Linked DNA regions of Homo sapiens: regions 2 and 3 are each linked to region 1. Evidence: read pairs that join two places in POLR2A ChIA-PET (ENCODE). Cell type or tissue: A673. All regions are shown on one strand.

Evidence for each region. Peaks named below come from ENCODE experiments on the same cell type or tissue, not always from the same donor. Only the 100,000 strongest peaks of a DNase experiment are listed, where the experiment ranks them.
Region 2: POLR2A ChIA-PET joins it to region 1 with 8 read pairs; 4 of 35 experiments call an interaction of 5 or more read pairs at or near these places.
Region 3: POLR2A ChIA-PET joins it to region 1 with 5 read pairs; 2 of 35 experiments call an interaction of 5 or more read pairs at or near these places.

What each region holds. Positions count from the first base shown.
Region 1 is chr2:215,409,020-215,414,019 of GRCh38, forward strand. It overlaps FN1 (fibronectin 1), which reads right to left. Exons shown (of 46, transcript NM_212482.4): 14 at 915-1,095; 15 at 544-720. Among named protein-coding and RNA genes, the nearest start is that of FN1-DT, 24 kb to the right of the region's middle. RefSeq lists a silencer at 1,867-2,161. In A673, no CTCF peak of the experiment used is centred here; a DNase peak (open chromatin) is centred at 2,132; H3K27ac peaks cover 1,365 bases.
Region 2 is chr2:215,769,712-215,774,711 of GRCh38, forward strand. All of the region lies in intron 1 of LINC00607 (long intergenic non-protein coding RNA 607), which reads right to left. Among named protein-coding and RNA genes, the nearest start is that of LINC01614, 54 kb to the left of the region's middle. RefSeq lists an enhancer at 2,335-2,629. In A673, no CTCF peak of the experiment used is centred here; a DNase peak (open chromatin) is centred at 2,410; H3K4me3 peaks cover 308 bases; H3K27ac peaks cover 4,124 bases.
Region 3 is chr2:215,928,679-215,933,678 of GRCh38, forward strand. No RefSeq gene overlaps it. Among named protein-coding and RNA genes, the nearest start is that of MREG, 82 kb to the right of the region's middle. In A673, CTCF peaks have their summits at 2,774 (motif pointing left) and 2,974; a DNase peak (open chromatin) is centred at 2,763; H3K27ac peaks cover 485 bases.

The DNA.
Region 1 (5,000 bases):
TGCAGTAAGAGTCAGGGTAGTGATTATTGGCGGAAGATGATGGGGTGAGGGTAGAGAGATATTCTTTTCCTTGATCTGGGTGCTGGTCTTGTGGTGTGTTCACTTTATAAGAATTCAAATTCACTGAACTCAGTGCTTACGATGGCACACACTTCAGTGCGCCAATGAAGTTTTTTAAAGGCCCCTCACCATAACAATTTGAAAAGTATGAGTGACCGTACTGTGCTCACATTGTCAGCTGCAGTCCTGGTAATTACTTCCACCAAGAACACAGCTTTTGCTGTAGGAACTTGTGCACAGGTAGGCGCATGATGCAGCTGGCATCAGGGACCAGGAACATGTGACAGTGGCTTGGGAAAAACCCGGCCACTTCTTAGAAAGAGTCAGTCCTTCCCTTCCTCATGCCAGAGGGTGGTTTGTTCAGTCTGAGCTGTCAACCAGTTCCAAACCACAGATACCACCTGCCTAGAGGCCACCCACCCCCACAAGGAGAGTTTTCCAGCAGCTGCCCTGAACCTGTCTTGAGCGACATATTGAGCTTACCCAGGTACTGTGGCTCATCTCCCTCCTCACTCAGCTCATATTCCACCCGGAATCCCGACACGGTGTCGGAAGCTGAGACCCAGGAGACCACAAAGCTACTGGCTGTGATTTCGGTCACAGATTCAGAAGTGGCCACAAGAGGAGAAAAGGGAGTCGTCTCTCCTGTCACGGTGTTGCCTAGAGAGTCACAGAAAGGGGAAAGTCAGCCTTCAGTCATCTAGAAAATTTACCGTCCTCGTCGCCAACATCATTTTAAAAAACGTTGGTGCCCCTCCTGGAAGAATATGAATTGAGAAGGAAAGCATTGCCTCAGGAGAGCCTAGCTCTAGGAACCTCGGGGGTAGGAGGCATGAGGGTGGTTGTGTACATACTGGTCACAGGTGTGCTGGTGCTGGTGGTGGTGAAGTCAAAGCGAGTCACTTCTTGGTGGCCGTACTGCTGGATGCTGATGAGCTGGCCCTCGTATACCACACCAGGCTTCAGGCCTTTGATGGTGTAGGAGTTTAAGTGGCCTGGTATGGTAGCTTCCTTCCAACGGCCTACAGAATTTTTCTGAAAATTTAAATTAACACACACACACACACACACACGTGTTTACAAGGATGAACATTTGAAGATGATGTTCAGTAATCTTCAAAGAAAAATGACTTAAGCAGGACTTAGGCAGCTCCATTCTAGAGGAAAATCATGGAAAACTGGATTCCCAATGGTTATATCGTTAGATATAGTTAGATATAATGCTAACTATTGTTAACATCAACAAACTGCTGCAGTTTACTTACTGATACCCATACTCTGTGCTGTTTACCTACATTCTCCCATTTAGTCTCCATATCCTTCTGATGATAAGGCAATGGCATTGTTGCTCCCGTTTTACAGACGGAAAAACAGAGTGATATGTGATATGCCCGGGGTGACATAGTTGCAGACACTGGGCACCTTCACTTTTTTTTTTTTTTTTTGAGACAGAGTTTTGCTCTTGTTGCCCAGGCTAGAGTGCAGTGGCTCAATCTCAGCTCACTGCAAACTCCACCTCCCAGGTTTAAGCGCTTCTCCTGCCTCAGCCTCCCGAGTAGCTGGGATTAGAGGCGTGTGCCACCATGCCTGGCTAATTTTATATTTTTAGTAGAGATGGGGTTTCTCCATGTTGGTCAGGCTGGTCTCGAACTCCCGACCTCAGGTGATCCACCCGCCTCGGACTCCCAAAGTGCTGGGATTACAAGCGTGAGCCACCACGCCCACCCACACCTTCACTTTTACCAAGTTAATTGTGTTATATCAGTAACATAATATGATGAACCTAAGCTTTGCCTCTCTCACTTATTTTTTATTCCTACCACAAACAGATATATTCCTCTCTGAAGTACAGAAATGCCAATGCCATATATTTTATCTTTTAACTCAGTGGGATACAATTCAAGTTTCTTGTCCTGAAAAAACAAAGGCAGAATGTTGCTTTGTGACTCATCATATACCAGGTTCAACGAGTCTGGTTTTGTGACTCATTCTTGGATATGAGCTACCCCATCAGAAGTGGTTACCCAATTTTGGACAAGACTACAGAAAAAATGCAATTTTGGTTTATTTAATCTTTTGCTTCCAGTTTATATTTCACATCCTGTTCAGCTTCATTAATATGCCATGGGTCACAAAACTCAGTGCAATAAAATGTGTATGAAAGAAACACCCTTCAGAAAAGATGAGACTCTTTCAAGTGTAAATACTCTAAACTAATATAAGTCAAAATATATTTTTTGTGCCCAGTGATTTTTAAAAATTACCCAGTCAACCATTTCCTCAATAATTCAAATACTCAAGTGTCCATTTATATTTTTGGAATAAGCGAGAGTGATCGTAGTACTCTTCACAGTGAAATTTTAACTCAAATACACTGTGGAAAATTTTGAAACCAGTCATTGCAATTAGCTCAAATTTAGTAATCATTTTTCAACATGAGCTTGTTTGGTTAGTTATTACAAGAAAATAACAGAAAATAAAGTCTCAGGTGGCATCCATTAGAAAAAACCCTGAATTTTTGTAATTGTTAAAAATCTCAAAAAATTCATCACTGCTGCTTTTTGAAGACTTTCCAATTCAATGTACTTTTTTTTTTTTTTTTTTGAGATGGAGTTTCGCTCTTGTTGCCCAGGCTGGAGTGCAGTGGCGTGATCCTGGCTCACTGCAACCTCCGCCTTCTGGTTTCAAGCGATTCTCCTGCCTCAGCTTCCCGAGTAGCTGGGATTACAGGTATGCGCCACCATGCCCAGCTAATTTTTTTGTATTTTTAATAGAGACGGGGTTTCACCATGTTGGCCAGGATGCTCTCGATCTCTTGACCTCGTGATCCGCCCACCTTGGCCTCCCAAAGTGCTGGGATTACAGGCGTGAGCCACTGCGCCTGGCCCAAAGTACATTTTATACCACTTTTAAGTCTCCCATTGCAATGGTCTCACATAATACTTTGGATATCCTTAATTTTAAAGTAAATAAAATTAATGATGTAATAAGAAGATGAGAGACTAGAAGATATTGGATGCACTGATGCTGTTGATTTCGATCACTGGACATCAAGTTCTGCAAATGGCCAGATTATGGACATAGGGTGAAAGAAGAAAAAGAATGACTTTTCTTTTTTTTTTTTTCATTCACCATTTGTTAAGCAGTGTGCCAGGTGCTGAAGCATTCTAGACTCTACGGAGACTACATTGAGCCAATGAGAAAGACACGATTCCCCTCTTTAAGGGAATCTGTTTCCATTTTCTATTATTCTGGTCTTGCCTCCATGTAGACAACATGCTTACACCTCTATTTGTTTCATTTGTCAACAATAAGTCATATTTACAGAGTCTTTAATATGAGACTTGATGATTTATTTATATATTTATTTATGTTGACACAGGGTCTTTCTCTGTCTCCCAGGCTGGAGTGCAGTAGTGCCATCTTGGCTCACTGCAACTTCCGCCTCTCAAGCTCAAGCGATCCTTCCGCCTCAGCCTCCCAAGTAGCTGGGACTACAGGTGCATGCTACCATGCCCGGCTAATTTTTAGCCACTGTGCCCAGACAAAGTTGAGGATTTAGCTCAATAATACCACCCTTTCCTTCCAGAATCTTGGACATTCCCAGTGTCTGACATTTGTATCATTATATTTGTTCTTCTTGTGTTTATATTTGTAATTTAAAGTATTATATTAAGTATCTTTTTTTTTTTTTTTTTTTTTTACTTCATCAGCTTTTGGTACCATCTCTCAATTCTCTATTTTGAAAGATAAAGCTGTTATCTCCTCTCTTCTCCACCTTCCATATCCACCATTTTTCATGTAAATGTTTACTTTTTATTTTGTCTTGAAGTTGCAACCAAGTTTCCATGACACATCTATAGACCGATCGCATCATGCATTAGAAATACATTCTTTTCAATGAGTCTAACATCATGACTGCTGGGTGGATCAAAGTTTCCAGAATCAAGGTTCAATGGAATTATTCCTCTTTGTTTTTATACCTTAATATTGCTGCATTTTAGTTTGCTTCGTATAGGAATTATTGCCTTATAATACACTTGGGGGTTTTTTGAAACAGAATCTCGCTCTGTTGCCCAGGCTAGGGTGCAATGGCGCGATCTTGGCTCAACTCCCTGCAACCTTTGCCTCCTGGGTTCAAGTGATTCTCCTACCTCAGCTCCTGAGGAGCTGGGACTACAGGCGTGCGCCCCCAAGCCTGGCTAATTTTTGTATTTTTAGTAGAGACGGGGTTTCGCCATGTTGGCCAAGCTGGTCTCGAACTCCTGACCTCAGGTAATCTGCCCGGCTTGGCCTCCCAAAGTGCTGGGATTACAGGTGTGAGCCACTCTACCCAGCCACATTTGGGTTTATTATACATTCCTCCACCTGATTGTCATGTTGTTATTTTAACTGCATTATTTGCCCCTGTGATTAATTATCCACAAGCCTACTTTTTCCATGAAGTCCCTTTTTATTCTTGGAGACCTCAATCCCTGATCCCTCAATCCCATCCTCATCTTTCTGTTCCATCTGTATTGGCTGTCCTCTAAGCCAGCTACGCAGTTGTTGCATTGCAAAGTTTTCCACCTCTATCAGGGGTCTGATTTGGAAGCACTGTTTGCTGGACCCCACAACTTCCTTCATATTTCACTCTTGTTTTTCTGGAGTGTATCTACAAATACCCTTAAAGAAAAGGATATATGGAAGATAAACTGCCTAAAATCTGTCTGAAAATATTATTTTGCCCTCATATTTGATTGATAACCTGGCTGAGTATAGAAGACTTTAAAAGTTTCTTTTTATCCTTGGAACTCTGACACATCAAAGATGCGTCTAGACGTGGTTCTTTCCACTAATTTTCTGGGCACCTAGGAGGCCCTTTTAAATCTGAAAAATTCTGTCCCTCCACTTTAGAAATTTAGAAAAAGAATAATTTTAACAGCTTAAATTTTTCCTGA
Region 2 (5,000 bases), 360 kb after region 1:
ATGATTTTTATGAACTCTCCCTAGTTTGGGGCAAGATGACTTTGAGGGTCTTGACCATTTTTAAGAACTTACAATTCTCCTGGTAGTATTATGCTTATGTTTCTCCAAGGCCCTGACAACACATTCATCTTACTTTAATAATGATCCCATCATTTGTTGCTACCTTTAGGAGATCTTTCAAGAATGCAAGACAGGCAGATTTATTCTATTAGAATATCAGTAAAGTCAATCCTTTTATATAATAAATCCTGACAATCATGTAGAAAATGGCATTGATATATGTTTACATTGTGTTTGCATATGCATTTCTAAGAAAAAAGGCCTCTAAAAAACAAATATGAAAAGTAAGACAGAATTAATTAGTGAGTGCTTCCTGACCCAAAAGTGTGCAATATAAGGTAGATCTTTGGGGTACAACACATATTCCACAATGGATACTGCCTGAGTGGGGAGCCAGTGCCACGACCTCAGGCACTGTTAAAGGGGTCCCTGCCACAGCACCCCAAGGAAGGAAGGAAGTAGCCTTAAGAGTTGCAGACATCCAAATTTCTTTCTTTTCTTTTTTTTTTTTTTTTTGAGACGGAATCTTGCTCTGCTGTGTGACCCAGGCTGGAGTGCAGTGGTGTGCAGTGGTGTGATCTCGGCTCACTGCAAATCCCACCTCCTGGGTTCAAGCAATTCTCCTGCCTCAGCCTCCTGAGTAGCTGGGATTACAGGTGTGCACCACCACACCTGGCTAATTTTTGTATTTTTAGTAGAAACGAGGTTTCACCATGTTGTTCAGGCTGGTCTCGAACTCGTAACCTCGTGGTCTGCCCACCTCGGGCTCCCAAAGTGCTGGGATTACAGGCATGGAGCCACTGCGCCACAGACATCCAAATTTCTATGCCTGTACTATGTGAATCTGTCCACTTGTCCACAACTGACTAGGCCAGAATGGCTCCTCACCAAGACCAGTCAAGCTCTAAAAAGTGAGCTGAAGACAGAAATGAGCATTCACAACAAGTCTGAGTCACGTTAATGATCAGCCCTAGAAGAATCACCCATGAGCCACTGCTGCTGGTGGACCATAGACAACTGTCCTTTGAGGTTCCTGATTACCATGTGACGTGGCTGTTCCATGGCTTCCAGTCCACCCATGAAACCTGCTTGTTTTATTTCTCCTGTGCACAAGAGGCCTCGCCACAGGGCCAAGATTTCTTATCTCCACTTGTATCCTCTAACCACCTAGCCTAATCCTCACAGAAAGAATATAGTTAGCACACGAACTCTCTCTAACCATTTCTGTTCATAGGATATTTTCATCAGAAAAGCTTCCTTGACTATTTCAACACTCAAGTATCTTTTCAGCAGCAGGTACCTCTGCCACTTCCATAAGTGTTTACCTTGGATTGCTGTGTATTGACAGTCAGCTACTTAATCTGTCTATGTCTTGTCTCCCAAATCAATGATGAGTTTTTAGAGGAGAAAGAACTCTGTGTCTGACATAAAGTTGACCAGCCATCTTTAAGAGAGTTTAGGCTGAAAATTGCAGCTCATCGGCCCTTTTTTCCATGGATGAACAATAGCCTCTTCCTCCTGAGATAAAAGTGACCCAAGCCTGGTACTGTTTCTTTTTTATTCACTTATCTTTCTCAGAAAACCTACATTCACAAACCACTTGTACAAAGTGTTCAACATATTTAGAAGTCAGAAAGCTTTCTCGGCCACTTGAGAGTGTATTGAACCAGGCCTGTTACTCATGCTTCTTATCTTACTTATCTTATTATCTGCTCTCTCTACAGATCTACATCATCATGTGGGTCTTAATAAAAATAATCAAGAGTTACTATATTTGAGAATATTGGCCCAACCAATTCTCTGCCCTGGTGCTCTGTACAACCCCAAGGGCTCTGTGAAATCTTTCAAGGTTTCCCAGGAAAGTAGAAGAAATGAAAAGAGCAGAGTGGGTGAGACTCTAAGCCACAACACTCCCCTTTAACATTTTGATCTGTTTTCCATATTGGGCACAATAAGATTTATTCTACAGCCCTAAACAAAAATGAAAACTTGCCTGTACAGTGAGACTTGAGGAATCTAACTTAGCCCCCTGACCAAAAGCAGTCTTTCTACCTTTAGATTTTTCCTCTTTTGAAGTGAGGTTTTGTGCCTAGGGTTTTAAAAAGCCAGTACACTGGTATCAGTCTTGGATGCTCCATTATATAGCATTGCCTGTTAGAACTTGCATATAACACTCTGTTAAACTTGCTGCACAAATGAGACATATCCAAAAGGAAAGTTCCAATGGTTGGCCTGGGAGAAGAACTAGATAAAGACCCTGGAAGTTCTATCTTAAGAAATTCTTACCAGCATTTCCCAGGGGGGCAGGCAGGAAACAGCCTAAGGATTAAACCAACATGGGAGGGAGGTGGGTGCAGGGAGAGGGGGATTTATACAATTGTCCCTTGCATGGGAAACAGAGGCCAATAAAAGCAAACCTCACAATGACTCTGCAGGAATCCAGGACTTCCCAGCACTCAAAATTCACAAGCTTGCTGAGTATATCTTATCTTGACTTTTACAAGGAAAACAGTTAACCATTATAAGTTAACTATTTGTTCAGATCGCTCACTCCTCCATTCCACAACCAGTACATGTCAGGTTCTTTCCAATAATAATATTCTTCCTTGAGGAACATTCAGCAGAAATAGACCAATCAAAACTGGTAACACTAGGTTTATTTAAATATATATATAAGCTGCAGAAAAGTACAGACCAGAAATGGGGCTGTATCTTCTTTTTAGAAACCGCTCTCACATTCAGCAAGATATCTGTTTACAGGCAATACTAAAACCTGATTAAGGCTTAACAAAAACTAAGTCCACATGAAAGGAAATGTGGATATATGTGGATCGATGCTTTGTTAGGTTGATTTTTTTGTAAGATTGTGTATATATATATAAGCTATGAATTGGATTTAGAGGTACGACAATTTGTCACAAACCTATAAAATATTTTTCTACCCAACGTCACCCAATTTCTTACTTCTGGCAGACCAGGCATTTGATTAGAGTCTTCACTCTCCTTGGAGGCGTGCTGTGGAAAGGACACAGCACCTCTAATCATGCTTACCTCCTGCTATAGCCACTAGCATTATCCAAGAACACACTGACCTTTTGCGGTGCTACATTCCTTGGCAATTATCCTCACTCTTCTCTTAGTTTAATATTTTTACTTTCTTTTCTATCCTCAGACCCCCACCTCCATCTCCATCTTCCACTCAGTGAAAATAATTCTACTTGCATCTTTTTCCCATAAGGATCTATGTTTTTCTTATATTTTCATTCTCCTAATGTTTAGCAGGTCAAATGCAGTTGGTTTCATTAACAAATAAAAGCCACATGTCAAAATGGTTTAACAGTGTTAAATCCTGACCTGAGTTTAGCTTTGGCTCTGTGAACTTACCCTCAATGCCAAATGTCACATTTGATGTAGAAGCAACTGCTGTGCTGTTTAGATGTTCCTGACACCATTTGAATCCATTACTTCATTGAGATATTTTGCTCAACATCTTTTCCTTCTATGGATGAATTAATTGTGCCCAACACTGACCATCCTCACTCCAGAGCCCAGGCTAGCTATGACAACCCAGTCAACAACTCAAGGCTAGTCCTCCTCCCTCCCGATTTATACTTGGAGAGTCAGGCAATCTGCACCAGCAGGATAATAAAGATTCATTAAAGGGAAAGGAGACTGGGCAGATTTTTCTCTTCACTTTCCCTAGAGGGAACCATATGAAATTGCTATTTTTATAAACTGAAAGTGGTCAGACATCAGCAATGTTGTGTGCTTCAGCCCAATACATGAAAAAATATATTCACAATTCAACAAAATAAATTACAAACTTCATATTGCCCAATAAATATGAAAATGAAAGGTGTCTTGAAAGATTCATGCACGTCTGAGAGCACAAGAATGGCAATGTTCTTTATAAGGGGCTTTATATGCTTGAGGGCTTACCCTTTCAATGTCTTCCGTATTTAAATACTGAACAAGAGTGATAGATCCTTTGCCCCACAGCTGAGGAAATAAAAGGATCACACGCAGGCAAGCAGGGCTGATGGAAAAATATGTGAGAGAAGGACACTTTTTTTATTTTGCTCCACAATCCAGAAGCCTGATTCAAGAGGGTGCTTCATTGTGGTTAGTAATTCATCCAAACATGAACCTCAGAGAGAGCACCACCCTCCCACGGGGCATGAGATGAGGTGCTGGCCCACAGACACATGACTAATGCAAGGTCATCCCAGGGTCCACAGGCTGAACAAGTTCTGAACCTCAACCCTACCAATGTCAGGCCATTGCTTCACAGGAGCTGCATTTCCTCTTTAAAAGGCAAGACCAAGAATATAAAACCAAAGACCTCCATGGCCCCAACCAACCCATCTTAGGAACACAGAGGCTCCTTTCAACAGATCCAACTTCCTTTAGAAATTCTGGCATTTGGTGGGTAATGTTATGTCTCTTCTTCAAAGGTTATCTTCTGCTTTTTACCCTCTCTGAGTTTTAAATGAAAGAGCCCTCCCTATAAAGTAAGCTATACAAGCAAGCACACATACGGCATTTGGGCTAGATCTCAAGTATAAGAATTAAGCAAAACATAAGGCCTAAATGTGCAGTGAATTAAGAGTATGGTTTAAAAAAACCATTTCAATAAATCAAACTTTATTTAACATGCCCAGAGAGAACACCACTATAAGGTTGTAACTTCATGGCATTATATTGTTATGGTCCCATAATTCCTAGACTTTTTCCCCAAAATATAATTTTTAAATCAAAATAATATTTAAGTTCCTTTTAAAAGAAATACAGCTTAAAAATGTGTGTGGGCTATAAAACTAGACACTATACATGCATATCTGAAAGATGCATACCCAATCTTACTCTCAGAGCTGTGCTTCCATCCTCACAAACTTTTGAAACCATTTAAAAAGCTTATTCCAAGTCTATTTATAAAGGAA
Region 3 (5,000 bases), 520 kb after region 1:
TTACTCATAATACCCCAAAAGTGGAAACCACCTCACTATGAACGGAGTGTCTCCAAAATTCATATGTTGAAGTCTTAATCTCCATTGTGATGATATTTGAAGGTGGGGCTTTGGGGAGGTAATTAGGGAGAAGGAGGAGCCTTTGCGAATGGAATTGATGCCGTTAGAAGAAGAGACAGGAGAGAGATCATCTCTCTCTGCCACAGGAGGATCCAGCATAAAGATGGCGTCCTGCAAGAGCTCCCTCACTGAGCACTGAATCAGCCAGCCGCTTGATCACAGACTTCCAGACTCCAGAACTGTGAGAAATAAACGTCTGTTGTTTAAGCCACTCAGGCTGAAGCGAGTGTTGTGGCAGCCAAACAGACTAAGACAAACCCAAATGCCCATTAACTGATAAATGGATGCATAAAATGTTATAATATTGTATGCAATATTATTTCATAAAAATGAAGGAAATTATTCCACAATACAAAGGAATACAATTATGATTCATGCGACAATACGGTTGAATCTTCAAGACATTATACTAAGTGAAAGAAGTCAGGAACAAGGGTCCCATATAACCATAGGTTCCACTTACACAAACGTCCACAACACATAAATCTAGAAACAGAAACTACGTTAGTGGCTGCCTAGGGTTTAGGATGAGGAGGGTAGATGTGAAGAATGAAGGAGGTGTGACTGCAATAGGGTACAGTTTCTTTTAGGGTAATGAAAATATTCTAAAATTGATTGCAACTCTGTGGATATGCTGAAAACCATTGAATTATATACTTAAAATAGGTGAATTGCATAGTATGTGAATTATACCTCAATGAAGCTGTTACCAAAAAAACCCCCACAATATTCTACTTAGAATATTGTGCTTAGAAACAAAATAAGTTCTCCAATTGTTGGGGGTCTGGGGAGGAACTCATGGTGTTTCATCAAAATGATCCAAAATTGATTCTGTTCTGATCTAGCCTCTTCTCCCAGACATCCTTAACTCAGCAAATGGCCCCACACTCTGCCACAGCTAGAAAGCTATGAGTCATCCTTGATTTCTCCTCTTCCTGCACCATCCCCCAAATTCAAATGCATCAGCAACTCCTGTCCATTACCTCTCCAAAATACACCTCACACTTCACCCATTTATGCTCCTCCTCAATGCCACCAACCTAGTCCAAACCATCACCCTCTCTCAATTCTGACACATCTTGTTCCCATTCTTGCCATCCTCTGATCCATTCGCAATGCATGGCAAGTTATTGTTTCACAACATAAGTCAGCTCCTGGCTCTCCAAGGCAGACACCCTTCTCTGGTCGCACAAGGCAGGAACTGAAGATCCACCCTTCCTCGTGCCTCCAGCGCTCTGCTCATCATGACCCCCTAAGCTACTCCAGACATGCTCTGCTCCCTTTCGCCCTCAGCTATGCCAAAGCCTTTATCGCCTCCAGCCCTTTGCACTTGCTGTTCCCTCTGCCTGGGCCCCTCTTCCTTCACATCTTTGCATGACTGACTGGCTGTGACTCATCCTTTAAGGGTCCCAACTCAGACCTCTCTCAGAGAAGAGGCCCCTGACCACCCTGTGCAGAGGGGCCCCACTCAGTTCCACCTTATCTCATCCAGTGTTCCTGTTACAGCACTGCTTGCAAATTGTAGTTACCTTGTTTGTTTGTCTACTCTGTTCTCATCTGCCTTACCCACTAGAAACTGGATCCAATCTTTTCTTTTTATTCAAACACCTTCTATAAATATTTGCTTTTTGTTTTTGTTTTTGTTTGAGACAGGGTCTCACTCTGTTGCCCAAGATGGAGTGCAGTGGCGCGATCACTATGAAAAGATCAGGTCACAGGGATACAAAGACGACCAGGATTTGTAGTTGACCAGGATTTGGTGCTACCCTAAAAGAGGTCTTCTTTTCTGGGGGACAGGGACACAGTAATGTAAACGTGTATTTCAATGCAATATGATAAATGTTCTGAGTACTTTTGCTATTGAAGCACAGAGATAAAGCTCTCTCCAAGTCTGAGTCATATTTGTTCTGGAAGAATCAAGGAATTTTGAAGACAGAAAAATGAAGCAAGGGCTCTCCGGTTTTATTTGCAATGTTCTGTGTTTCCAAATCACTTTTAGTAATCTGCCTTTTGAGAGAGGCATCCCCTTTACCACCCTGCCTAAGAGGAAAATTAATTCGATAATTATTTAAAATTTGGTAGGTTTCAAAGGAATGGGTATTTGGAGCACACTTCACTAGTCTTTCCCCTTTTGTTTTAAAAATTTGCCAAAGTAAAAAGTTGCTTTAGAAAGTAGAAAACCAATAATGACACTAGCAACCTGGAATGCAGTAGAGGCAGCTATCCGGCATATCTCAGATTATAATATTCAAATACATGCCGAAGACAAACACAATTTGGCATGCTACAGAACTAGAGAAACAGGTAGGCCTGAGAGTTACTTGAATTTTTTCTGGGGCAGAAACTCAGAAATCCAAAAATGATCTTATTTACAAGCCTTTAGTCTGAGTTGACCTTTCTTCTTTAAAAGACATCGATGCCCTTTCGTTGTTTCATTTTCTGCCAATTTCCAAATGTTCTCCAAGAAAAAGACAACCTCTGAAATTCACCAAAAAATGAATAAATAAAAACCCTCTAAATCAATCACTAAATGAGGAAAAATAGACAGAACTTCGTTAATTGACTCAGGCTTTTAAAAATTGTCTCTCCTGATGGGGACTGAGGGATGAGATCTTGAAGCTCACAGAACACAGAGTGAGTCAACAGCGGCATCTAGTGTTCAATCAGAATCCTGCAAAGCCCCTCGTTGGAGATGGGAGGATCTGTGTGTTATTGTAAGAGGCAAATCAGTTACATTTATCCACTCGTGGAAATCATTGAGAAGCACTCACCCGAGTGTTTATGGTGCTGCTTCCATAGATGTTCACAGGAGAAGGACGCAGGTTGTCCTAATTCCAGAGAGACGGAACATCACACAGCCTTGGCATGCATCTCACCTGCATCTCAGCCTCATCTCAGCTTCCCCTCAGACTCAAACTCAAAGACAGGACTATGTGCCTGAGAGTCCCTGAAGGGCAGAAGCCCTCTAAGGTGGTTTATCAGCCTTCTCTGGAGTAAACGGAATAGATTGTGTTAATTGTTGGAAATAATCCTGCTTTTGCCTTAACTTTTTTCTGGACACCCTGAACTCTTCAGTGAATAGTGAATTCTGGGGAAACTATTTAATCGGCTACAATCTATAAATAAGGGGTGATTTTGGATCTGTGTATGCCAGTGATTTTCACCATTTTTCCCCAGCAATGAAATGATTTAAGGGAAAAACATGAGATATTTGGAATGACAATGTTACAAAGAATAGATACATATACATAATCTATAGCTGATCTCTTTAAAGGGGGGTTGGTGTAGAAAAACCAGACCTACAGGCACTCAGCCATCCAGAACTCCCACCCTTCCCTTGCCTCTCCTCACCCCACTCTCCTTGGCCCCCCACCCTATTGGCCCCAGCCCCGTGCCACTCCCAGCTGCTGAGGCTTATCTGCAGAGACCTAGGTCCTCCTAGAATAACAGAAGCCTTTTAAACTTGGATCTGTTTTCTTTAGGAGAAAAGTGACAGAAAGGCACCCAACAGACCTGGGCAAAGGATACAAGGTACATTAATACAGGTTAAGATGTAACCTAGCGGACACAGAGAGCTACAAAAAGGGGGAGGCTTAGCAGCATTTTGGCAGTTGGAAAGACAAGCTTCCCTTGTTTTCTATACCCACCAAGGTGCCCTGCCTTCATCCTCACCACTTTGCTGATGGCATTATGTCTTTGGCTGAGGATGCCATCAGATCCTTTGGGAAATTCTCCTTGCCATTCTGAGAGATTTTATACCCTCCTGAGCCCTCCCGGGGGCTGCCCACCTGTCTGCCCATAGATGCAAGTTACTGGTGACAGTGCCAGCAAAAATCTGAAGGTTTACTGAAAGGAGAGTCAGTGGGCAGTATCTTCCTAACACCATGTGCCTTGGAGCTTCCTCTATAATTATTCATTCATTCACTTCATTCACTGAGAAAGCATAATTGGGTATATTCCAAACTACCCCAACCAAAAGGCCAGCATTTGTTATGGTTGGAAACTACTTGTTTACCTAGATTATAAAAATAATAAGCCCGGGCACAGTGGCTCATGCCTGTAATCCCAGCACTTTGGGAGGCCGAGGCAGGTGGATCACCTGAGGTCAGGAGTTCACGACCAGCCTGGCCAACATGGTGAAACCCGTCTCTACTAAAAATACAAAAAATTAGCTGGGCATGGTGGTGAGCGCCTGTAATCCCAGCTACTCAGGAGGTGGAGGCAGGAGAAACACTCTAATCCGGGAGGCGGAGGAAGTTGCAGTGAGCCAAGATCGTGCCATTGCACTCCAGCTTGGGCAACAAGAGTGAAACTCCATCTCAAAATAATAGTAATAATAACAGCATCTTCTAAACAACAAAAAGCCTGGAAGCCAGCCCTTATGGCTGAAATGTCATTTGTATGGCTTATCAGAGAATAAAATGAAGATTCCTCTCCATCTCTTTCACTCAGTAAACTATGTGTCAGATGTATGTCATTCTTACTCAAAGCTTATTAATGATAGGTAACACTGAGCAATTGCCACAAGACGGGCTTTCTTCTCAATACTTCATCTCGGGATTTCTCAATCTCAGCATGACTAGTATTTTGGGATGTACAGTTCTTTGTGATGGGGGCCTGTATTAAGCATTGTAGGATGTTTAGCAACATCCCCGGCCATCCACCACATGAGAATTGCTTCCCCCAACCCCTGCACCAGTTGTGACAGCTAAGAATGTCTCCAGATATGGCCAAATGTCCCCTGGGGAGCAAAATTGCTCCCCTCCCCTGTTATATAAGAATCATTACCTTGACCAGGTGCAGTGGCTTATGCTTGTAATCCCAGCACTTTGGGAGGCCAAGGCAGGGGGATTGCTTGAGTTCAGGAGTTCGAGACCAAC